Linked DNA regions of Homo sapiens: region 2 is linked to region 1. Evidence: chromatin contacts called from ENCODE Hi-C data. All regions are on one chromosome and are shown on one strand. Each heading gives the region's core, a stretch centred on a gene start or an enhancer-like site at or near the end of the contact. The rest is flanking DNA. Distances are from core to core; before and after follow the strand shown. Region 1 holds the start of SCLY (selenocysteine lyase). Region 2 holds the start of COPS9 (COP9 signalosome subunit 9).

What was found. A loop is a pair of places that touch in the nucleus more often than their neighbours do. Pooled maps may share reads with other maps.
Region 2: a map of CD8-positive, alpha-beta T cell shows a loop between it and region 1 (12-fold over the local background). The contact joins the promoter of COPS9 here to the promoter of SCLY in region 1. A Hi-C loop is called at or near these places in 1 of 168 maps with a recorded cell type or tissue (CD8-positive, alpha-beta T cell), 1 of 37 single-sample maps with no recorded cell type and 6 of 50 pooled maps.

The regions. Positions count from the first base shown.
Region 1 is chr2:238,058,543-238,063,389 of GRCh38, reverse strand. SCLY (selenocysteine lyase) reads right to left here and starts at 2,389. Exons shown (of 12, transcript NM_016510.7): 1 at 2,247-2,389. The coding sequence starts at 2,335. All of the region lies in intron 8 of UBE2F-SCLY (UBE2F-SCLY readthrough (NMD candidate)), which reads right to left. RefSeq lists silencers at 2,180-2,629, 2,770-2,979.
Region 2 is chr2:240,133,578-240,138,424 of GRCh38, reverse strand. COPS9 (COP9 signalosome subunit 9) reads left to right here and starts at 2,120. Exons shown (of 3, transcript NM_001163424.2): 1 at 2,120-2,203; 2 at 4,420-4,492. The coding sequence starts at 2,141. RefSeq lists enhancers at 1,599-1,708, 1,719-1,818 and a silencer at 2,259-2,308.

The DNA of each region.
Region 1 (4,847 bases), core at 1,140-3,639:
TTAGCCCTACTAGGGAGGCTGGGGCAGAAGAATTGCTTGAACCCAGGAGGCAGAGGTTGCTGTGAGCCGAGATCATATCACTGCACTCTAGCCTGGGCAACAGAGTGAGAGTCCGTCTCAAAAAAAAAAAAAACAACAACAAAAAAAACAAACCCACAAAACTGCAGCCACCTATGTCCCTACCTCCCCAGCCTCCAGGTCCCCTTCCCGCCTTCCTTTCTGGGCAGCATCATCATCTGACATACCAGACTTGTTCCCTTACTGTCTACCTTAATAGAGTAACAGAAGTATGGCTCCATGGGCATGGGGGCTCTGTTTTTCTCACTGCCCTGTCACCAATGTTGAAGCCCATGGTTGCCACACAACAGGGGCCTGATTTTTATAAGATGACAAAATAAATGCCACAGAAAGTACAAATTCCCTGAAAGATCCCTCACTAAGTAAAATTTATCTGTATATCTTTTTACTAATATCCAAAACCTTCGAAAGCCTTTAGAAAAATGTGTAGTAGTAGTCCTGCCTGATATTAATTTATCTAGTTTTTAAATAAACAGTGCTTACACCAATCCACATGAAAACCCAGATACAATGACTAACTGTGGCTGTTAAGCCACTGAGTGTGGACAGAATGTGCATTAGTTGAAATGAAGCATCTTTTCTGTTCAAAATCACTCAACAGGCTGTGCCCTGTGGCTCACGCCTGTAATCCCGGCACTTTGGGAGGCCAAGGCGGGCAGATCACCTGAGGTCAGGAGTTCAAGGTCAGCCTGGCCAACACGGCGAAACCCCATCTCTACTAAAAATACAATAAAATTAGCTGGACGTGGTGGCACGTGCCTGTAATCCCAGCTACTTGGGAGGCTGAGACAGGAGAATCGTTTGAACCCGGGCAGTGGATGTTGCAGTGAGCCAAGACTGCACCACTGCACTCCAGCCTGGGTGACAGAGTGAGACTCCATCTCAATTAAAAAAAAAAAAAAAAATCACTCAATAGGTACAAGGCTTTGACAAGTTTGACTCGCCATCCTTTACCACTCTGGTACTAGTATTAATAGTCCTAGGAATCCCCCAGCCCGGCTTGACTTTGCATGTGCCCTTATATCTGTTTTTCTTTCCTATAAATAAGCATCCAAAGTACCTTAGGCTAGCTAGTGTTTGTTGAGCGACTGTAGCTCTTCAATCTGCTGCTGGGCTGAACAAATCTATTTTGTTCAGATTAATACTTTACACATTCCTTTGCTTCATTATTTGCTGCTTCCTTAAAATGCTATCAGTATTGGATGAGCAGGCTCAACTTTGTTAGCTTCATAACCAAAAAATAAAAAATCTTGGGAATCTCGCTCCACTGATTCCCTAGGGGATATTTTCCCAGATCCCTTCACTTTGTTCCAACCAAGGTAGAATGCCAAATGTGTGTGCTTTAGGCCTGGACCCCCTCATATTCTAAGCATGGGTAGCGAATGAGCTCACAAAAAGGAAAAAGAGGGGTCTGGAAAGAAGACACACAAACCAGAAAATGCATACCCCTGCCTCCTGCTCTTCTCGGACTTAACTAGTATGGATACCACGTGCTTCGGGTCTCCGCGCTTCTCAGCGGTGGCCATCCCGTTTCCTGCAGCTGGGCCAGCAGTCTGGGAGAACCCTTGATTCCCTTTCACCTGCCCCAGTGCACCAGCTTCCTACCAACGCATCCGTTTCTGGGCGCACACCACATCTCTCTCCTAGGTTGTTACAAGATCCCCAACTGGCTTCCCGGCTTCCTCTCGTCCCATGCCTACCCGCGCCCCTACTTTCTAGGAAGCAGCCAGAAGGACTCCTTCAAAACACTTAAATTGCATCGCCCCGTGATCAACTTCCGAGGCCCCATAAGGCTCCGAATGAACCCCAAAGTTCTTCCCGGGCTCAGGGGCTCTGCCGGTTCACCTCCGGCAAGTCCCCTGCCCTTCGCATCTGCTGTGCCCTCTTCCTGGCAGGCTCTGCTTCCCCAGAACCTGCAAACCTCACCCCTGGAAGTCACTCGGGTTTCGGCCCCAAAGTCACCTCTCCGTGGGCCCTTGCGGGGCCACAGCTCGCACCCGCTCCTCCTTGAAGCTCGCATCCCTGACTTAGGCCGACCTCGCGGACATCCCCGCGCGGGACGCCCCACGCGAGAGCGGCCACAGGCCGGGAGCCCCCTTCGTCCTCCCGCGCGGGACAATCGGCGACAGGCGCCGGCCGCTCCCCAGCCCTGCCCTAAAGGCGCGCACCTCTCCGGCGAGTTGTGTTTCCCGCAGCCGCTGGGCTGACTCGCCGCGGGTGCCGGCGCATCCCTCCCCGGCGCCACGGCCGCCTCCATCCCCGCCCCACTGCTGCCGGGCATCCAGCCTCCTTCCCGCGGAGCGCTACGGGCCCAGAGCGCCGGGGAGGAGGCGGGGCCGCGACGCCCGGGCGCGTCCGGATTGGCTGAGCGAAGCACCCCAGCCAATCCACCCGCTTCAGAGGGCCGCCGAGCCCCCAGCGGGGAGGCGAGGCTGCGCTGGGTCAGGTGACGGGTGGGGGCGGGGCTTAGCGCGTCACAGAGCTTCCCGGGAACCGGGCGCTAGAAGCCGCGTCTCCTGGGCCGGCGGATCCCCGCACTTTCACTTCCGGGGGAGCCCCGTGACCTTTGCTGTCTGCGGCAGGGCCGCCATCGGGCCGCGGCCGGTTAGTCGGCGTAAGAGCAGGCGGGGCCCGAGCTGGACCTGAGGAGCAGAGGCGGCTGGGCAGTCCTGCGGGTGCCTCCCTCTAGCCGCATGAGCGCGGGACCGTGCACTCCGGGAGAGCCGGGGCCGCGCGGCCTTGTTCCCCGCGAACCCTCGAGGGGAAGTGCCGGGGCCGCGGCAGCAGGGCCAGGGCCCCGGGGGTCTCCCGCAGGCCACCCTGGACAGTGATGAGCAGGTCCGCTGGACCTGCGCGTCCGTTAGTCGGAGCGGCTCCATAGGGGACCTGGATGGCGTGAAGTTAAGAGTCACGCATCGAGGATGGACTTGAGGGGATCTGGAGTAGAGGATGGGAGGGCATTGAGAAAATAGGGCCAGAGATGAGGGACTCTAAGTGGGCGTGGAAACGCAGGAAAGATTAATTCAAGATCTGTTTAGGCCGTTAAATAGGAATTGGGGCATGAGGGACAGGAAGGAAGCAAGGATTAGACAAGTGACTGGGAAGATGTTAGTGCCTTTATCTGGGTAAGAGGGAAGACGGGAGGGGGAAAGATGATGGGTTTAGCTTTGGACATGTTGAGTTGTCTGTGAGACAGTCACAAGTGTAAACATCCACCAATGGTTGGTGTCCCGCCAACCATTAAGAAAAGTCAGTTGAGAAAGTGGTAGAAATGAGCAAAAATCCTCACGAAGCCATCCTACCGTCACTTTTTTTGTTGTTTTTTGTTTTTTTGGCATAATAGTGTCTACCTTTAATTGAGCCTTGAACTATGCCAGGCAGTGTTCTAGGTATTTTTCGTGTGTTCACTAATTTAATCTTGATGATTAACCCAGTCTGGTAGGTATTTATGTATGAGGAATCCAAGATACAGAAAGGCATCTTGCCCAAGTTCACACGAGTAGTGGCTGGAGCCAAAATTCGGTTTCAAGCATGCTTTGCCAAGAGGTTGAATTTTAATTGGCTTTTCATGGGCTTTCTCTATTTTGTGTCCTGTTGGGGTCCAGAATAACTTGGCTTTTCCAGCACAGCAAATCTGCAAATTTCTGGACTCATTCTCTCTCATTCTTCCCTATAAACGCAGCTCATTTCTTGCCAAATGCAGCCAATAGCAAAGGGCCCACCAACATTTAAGAAGCAAATGGATGCACAGGAGCATGAGAACAGTCAAAAGAGGAGGAAAGGAAAGGGAATTGAGAAGGAATGTCAAAAAAGTCAAGAAGACACATAATAGTGTAAAGTGTGGCTGAGAGGCAATCCGAAGTCTACTGTGCGTAACAATTAGGAGGCACTGATAAACTAGCGAGAGAAGTCTCAGTGATGGGAGAGGCATGGAAGTTAGAATGCAAAGATGGGATATGAAAAAATGAAGAATGCAGTCAACTCTTAAAACGGTTGAGAAAGGAGGAATTAAAAAGGCGTATAAGATTACAGGCAAGCTGGGCGCGGTGCTTCACCCCTGTAATCCTAGCACTTTGAAAGGCTGAGGTGGGTGGATCACCTAAGGTCAAGGGTTCGAGACCAGCCTGGCCAACATGGCAAAACTCCGTCTCTACTAAAAATACAAAAAGTAGCCGACTGTGGTGGTGCATGCTTGTAATCCCAGCTACTGGGGAGGCTGAGGCAAGAGAATCACTTGAACCTGGGAGGTGGAGGTTACACAGTGAAGCTGAAACCATGCCACTGCACTCCAGCCTGGGAGTCAGAGTGAGACTCCGTCTCAAAAAAAAAAAAAAAAAAAAAGATTAAGAGCAAATAGAGACTGAACATGTTCATAGGCTAAAGGGAGTTAGCCAACAGGACGTGCAAGGAAGAGGAGCCAAAGTCCTGGAGGAGACGATAGGGGATGAAGTTAAGAGTAAAGGTGGCTAGGGAAGTTGATAGGCATGGGGAGAATTCATTCTCTAAATCTGTTTGGAAGGCTGTAAGGATAGGAGCCCAAGGACAATGGACAAAGTGACGATTCATCCCAAGCACTCCTTGGGCCAGTTAGGCAGCAATAAGGTTTGTGTTTCCAGGTGAACATAGTGAGTGTAGTGGTGGAGTCAGACAAGATAGTGTCCAACATGGCTGGTGATACCCCGAAAGAATTGAGTACAAACATACAGAAGCCCAGGTGCTGAGGTAGCCCAGCTGAAAACAGTTTAGGGTACAACACGCAGCAGCAGCTA
Region 2 (4,847 bases), core at 871-3,370, 2.1 Mb before region 1:
CAGCACGATGGTGTCTCAGGGATGGGCCTCCAGCAATAGGATGGCCTCTGCACAGGTGGTGAGCCCCCCATCCCTGTAGGGTGTACAAGCAGACCGTGGAGACCCACAGCTCCACCCCTTAGCTAGTAAAGACCTTGACTTAATGGGTCAATCTTCTTAGTCACTGCCAAGCCCCTGTTCCATCGGACTGACTTTCACTTGGGTCCTTCAGGGTGATGCACATTGGCATGGCATGAGGCTCACCCAATATCCACTGCCAGCTTCTCCCTGCGTCCCACACTGTCCACTCAGGCCAGGCGGCCCCTTTTCAGGCCACACACACCCCTCACATTTCAGCTCAATTCCTGTCCCTGGAACTACCCTCATCCATGCCGCCCCCCACTCCCCTTCTCTACAGCCTAACCCCCAAACCCAACTCCTCTAAGGCCTGTTAAAGGAAAACATTATTGGAAATTTTCAGAAGTTGTTCCGAACCCTGGAGACGGGTGTGGGGACCACTGCAACGGGATCTTGCAGTGGGGGAGGGAGACCAGGCTCAGCTCCGAACAGCACAGGCAGTGGGGGTTTGCGGCTGAGGAGCAGGTGGGGTCGCGGGTGGCAAATGACTGGGAGGAACACAGTGCGGGACGGGATGCTGGCTCGGCCGACCCCGCAGGGCTTTCGCTGAAGACAGGTCTGGGCCATCAGACATCCTGGGGATGCTGGGGGACCAGGAACCCGATCCAATATCCAGGGTGGGGGGCTCTGGCTAAACCAACTTAGCAGGGCTCTCTGCGAAAACTGAACCTGACAATGCAGTGCACAGATGGGCCTGGGAGGAGGTTAGGAGGCCACCGAAGTCTGGCTGAGCAAGGAATCTTTGGCAAAGTCTAGTTCCAGGACCTGTTGCTCTCTCTCCTTCCCTCCCCTGTTCTTCCTCTCTCCCTCTCTTCCTCCAACCTTCTCCCTCCTCTTACCCCTTTCCTTCTCCTTTCCCTCGCATTTCTGTCACATTCTTTTTTGTTGTTTTTTTCATTACGGTAAAACTTCACAAATTGTTTCCATCTTAACCACATTTCAGTGACGTTAAGCACATTCACGAACTGTGCAGCCATCACCAGCAGCCTCTACAGATCCTTTTCATCTGTCAAGGCTGAAAATCTGTCCCCACTAAACACGAACTCCCCATTTCCCCTTCCCCAGACCCTGATAACCCCCTTCTACTTTCTGTCTCTATGACTTTGACTCCTCTAGGGGCCTCGGCTGAGTGGAATCATGCGGTGTTTGTCTTAGGACTGGCCCGTTTCCCTCGGCAGAGCGTCCTCAATGTTCCTGCGCGTGGCAGCAGGTGTCGGCATTCCCTTCCTTTTAAAGGCTGAGTAATGTTCCACAGTGTGCATGGCCCACATTTGCTTATGCACGTATCCATCGATGGGCAGGGACAGCGGGGGACGCTTCCCTTTTTCATTTATTATAAATAACGCTGCTGTGAACGTGGGGTAAAGACGCCCCTTGGAGCCTCGGCTTTTGGTCCTCTGGGCTTGTGCCCGGAAGGGGAGTGCTGGGCCACGTGGGTGTCCGTGTTTGATTTTCTGGGACCTGCCCCCCCCCGTCTCCCGCCCCGGCTGCCGCGTCTCACTCCCCGCCGCGGTGCGAGGGGCCCCGTGTGCCGCGCACCCTTCCACCCGTGTTTTGCTGTTTTTTTGACTCTGGGCGTCCCAGGGGTGCAGCGGCCGTGGGGCCCTGGTTTGCTTTCACCTCTTCATCTGCTCACTGGCCGCGAGTGTGTCTTCTTCAGACAAACGTCTGAAGGTCAAGCCCTGGGCTCCTGTGAACCCGGCCGTCTTTGCGGCAGAGTCTGAGGCTCCTTCTTTATTCTGGATCCGGCCTCTGGTCGGAGGCGTGCTCTGCAGGCACTGCTCCCATTGCTGGCAGCCTTTTCTCCCCGTGGCCGCCCGGCCGCCCATCAGAGGCGTTGCAGACGCCCGCCCTCGCCAGCGCAAAGACAAACGCCGGTGGCCGCGGACGCGCCGGCGGCCGGGAGCACCCCAGCGGGCGGGCACCACAGAGGCGCGGTCCTCCGGCGTCTAGATCTGCCATGTGGCGCGCGCCGGAAGCGGCTCTGAGGCCGGAAGTGAGCCTAGAGCGCCGCGGCCCCGAGATGAAGCCGGCGGTGGACGAGATGTTCCCCGAGGGCGCCGGGCCCTACGTGGACCTGGACGAGGTGGCACGGGCCCGGCGGGAGTCTCCGAGCGTGGGGAGCGGGGAAGGGGGAGCGGAAGGGCGGCGTCCTGGTGCGCGGGTCCCGGGGAGGGGAGGCCGGGCGGGTGGGCGATGGGCGCGGCTCCCAGGCTCCCTGCCCCGCGGAGAGCAAATCCCGGTTTCTCCGAGCACCTGGTGAAAGGCGGCGACCGACCGCGGCGGGAAGCGTGTGCCCTAGCCCGGGGGACCAGGAGGCGCAGCCTGAGGGTTGAGTGCCTGCTGGGTGCCCCCACGGCCCCCGGGAACACACCCGTGGTCAGAGGAGTTGCGTTTGCTGCTCTTCGATGGCTGCAGCACCCCATGGGGGCCCGCGGTGCGTCTCCATAACCTCGTGTGGGATTTGAGCTCGTGTTAGGGGATTTGGGGGAAGAAAGTGGGCTTTACTGTGCCTTGGAAGCGAGGATAATTCTCCGATTGGGCCTCTTAATCTTAACTAGAATGAGGGAAGACTGGAGCAGCCGTCATTCCTGTCGGAGCGGAAAAGGAGACATCTGGCATTTATGTGCTTTGCGTAGTGGCCTCGTTCTTCTTTTTAATTATACAGGATTATACAGTCGTCTTGGGGTTTTGTTGGTCTCTATTGTGTTCACAGAGTGACCTTGTCTGATGTGAGCGTTCTGAGATGGTTTATGGTCAGCAGGAGAGCACCACAGCCTAGCTCAGAGTGGCAGGCCAGCTCCTACATGTCAGGGCCTTATGTGCTCTTTCTCAAAGCTTAGGGGCTGCAGAGGTGGTCAGAGGCAGCCCTTGTGCTTGTGGAGGTAATAGCATGGCAGAGCGGCTGATTGCAAATACCAGGTGTCATAGAAAGCCGAAGGCGCACCGACGGATGGACCCTCAGGGCTTTGAGGGGGCTCAGCAAAGGTACAGCTGAGGAGTCGACTCTGTGGCCAAATGCTGGGGGACACATTGGTGTTTGCCAGGTAGTGGGGGATGAAGGCCCGGCAGGAGCAGAGCCCTGGGTTGGGGGATGCCGACTGGCTCACCAAGGGAAGGGAATGTTGTGTCGTTTAACATGGTTGAGCGTGCAGTGCCAGAGAGAGGGGAGACAGTGGGTAGGGACTCTCTCCCTACCCAGATCGTGAAACCATCTGGAACCATGCTAAAGAGGGTGGCTCTGTGCACCCCGCTCCCGAAGCACTTCCATTAAACCCAGGCTTCTCAGTCCTGTTTTACAGTCCTAGGCTTCACAGTCCTAGGCGATGTGGAGCCACCGGAGGGCTTTACAGTGGGGAGTGAGAGGCTCCGACTTGCTCTGTAGGGTGGCAGCATTTACGGGTGAGAGGGTAGAAAAATGAGAGCAGGGAGAACAGGAGAGTTGAAGAGGGTGTGAATGAGGCAGATGGAGGTAGGGACAAGCTTCAAGTGGTAGAATGCGCGTGGCTTACTGTGCTGATGGGGACAGGGAGGGTGGCTGAGAAGCCAGGGGAGGAGACTGAGTGTCCTGGCTTTTCTGAGAGTGTCTGAAAGGGAACAAGGGCATGCAGCTATGTGGGGATCAGGGCAGGTCTGAGCAAGCGGCCTTGTGAATGCTGGGGCCAGGGCAGCAGCAGGACCTGTGGCCAGCTGTCCAGGGTGCTGCTGTCAGAGGAATCTGCTCCCTCTGTCACCGGTTGACTCTAAACAGGACCCAAAATCCTGAGGGCTTCAGATTGCCCAGCTTGGGTTGTGACATGGTTTTTCCACTGCCGTGGAGTTGTGGCAGTGGACGGTCCATGATAGCAGCGGGGCACCAGAACCTCAGAGGCAGAGCAGGTCAGTTTCCTCGGGGAAGTGGTTTCATTCCCAGAAGAGAGAGGGAAGGGATCCTGAGTGGAGGCGATGGGCTCAATTTCGCATGTTTGTGGCCTCTGGCGATGTCCGGCGAGGGATCGGAAAGCTCTCCTTGAGGGGCACAGAGAAGTAGTGGTGCTTAGGTCAGTGGTAGGTTTCTTTTTTAAAGGCAGACAGGAATCAAGGAACAGAAGCCCTTGAGAGACCTTAAAAATCATTCCTTTGAATTCCTCCCCCTCCCCCCAATACACATTCCTGTGTCTGGAACTAAAATGTTGACTCCAACTTGAGCCTGTTTCCCCTCACCCATCTTCTTTTTTTGTGGGGGTAGTGGCCCTGCAATGCACTTATCACCTGTTCTTTCGGAAAACGCACCTGACATAACCTTGCCTTTCCATTCCCCAGGCGGGAGGCAGCACCGGGCTCTTGATGGACTTGGCAGCCAATGAAAAGGCCGTTCATGCAGACTTTTTTAACGGTAAGGATGCTTGGAATGGGATGCCAGATTTAATCTGAATATTTCTTCTCTAGGTGAAGGCAGTGAAGCAACTTGGTGACATGAATAATTTGGATCATAAGGTGGTAGAGCCCCTGCGCTCCTCTCAGAATGCAGTGCAGCCTCTGTGGAGCGATGACACGGGCTGCGGCCACTGGCAGGCAGCCTTATTTTTCAGGAGAAAAGTAGCATGAAATTGTTCCCAGCTTGCAGCCCAGTAGTTGAGTTTGAGCTCTGGCATGCGTGTTACATGTGCCTGCGGACACCTCAGACTGTAGCCAGGTCTGGGCCCTCACCCCACACACGGCCATAGGAACCCCATCTGTCTCCCTGTCTC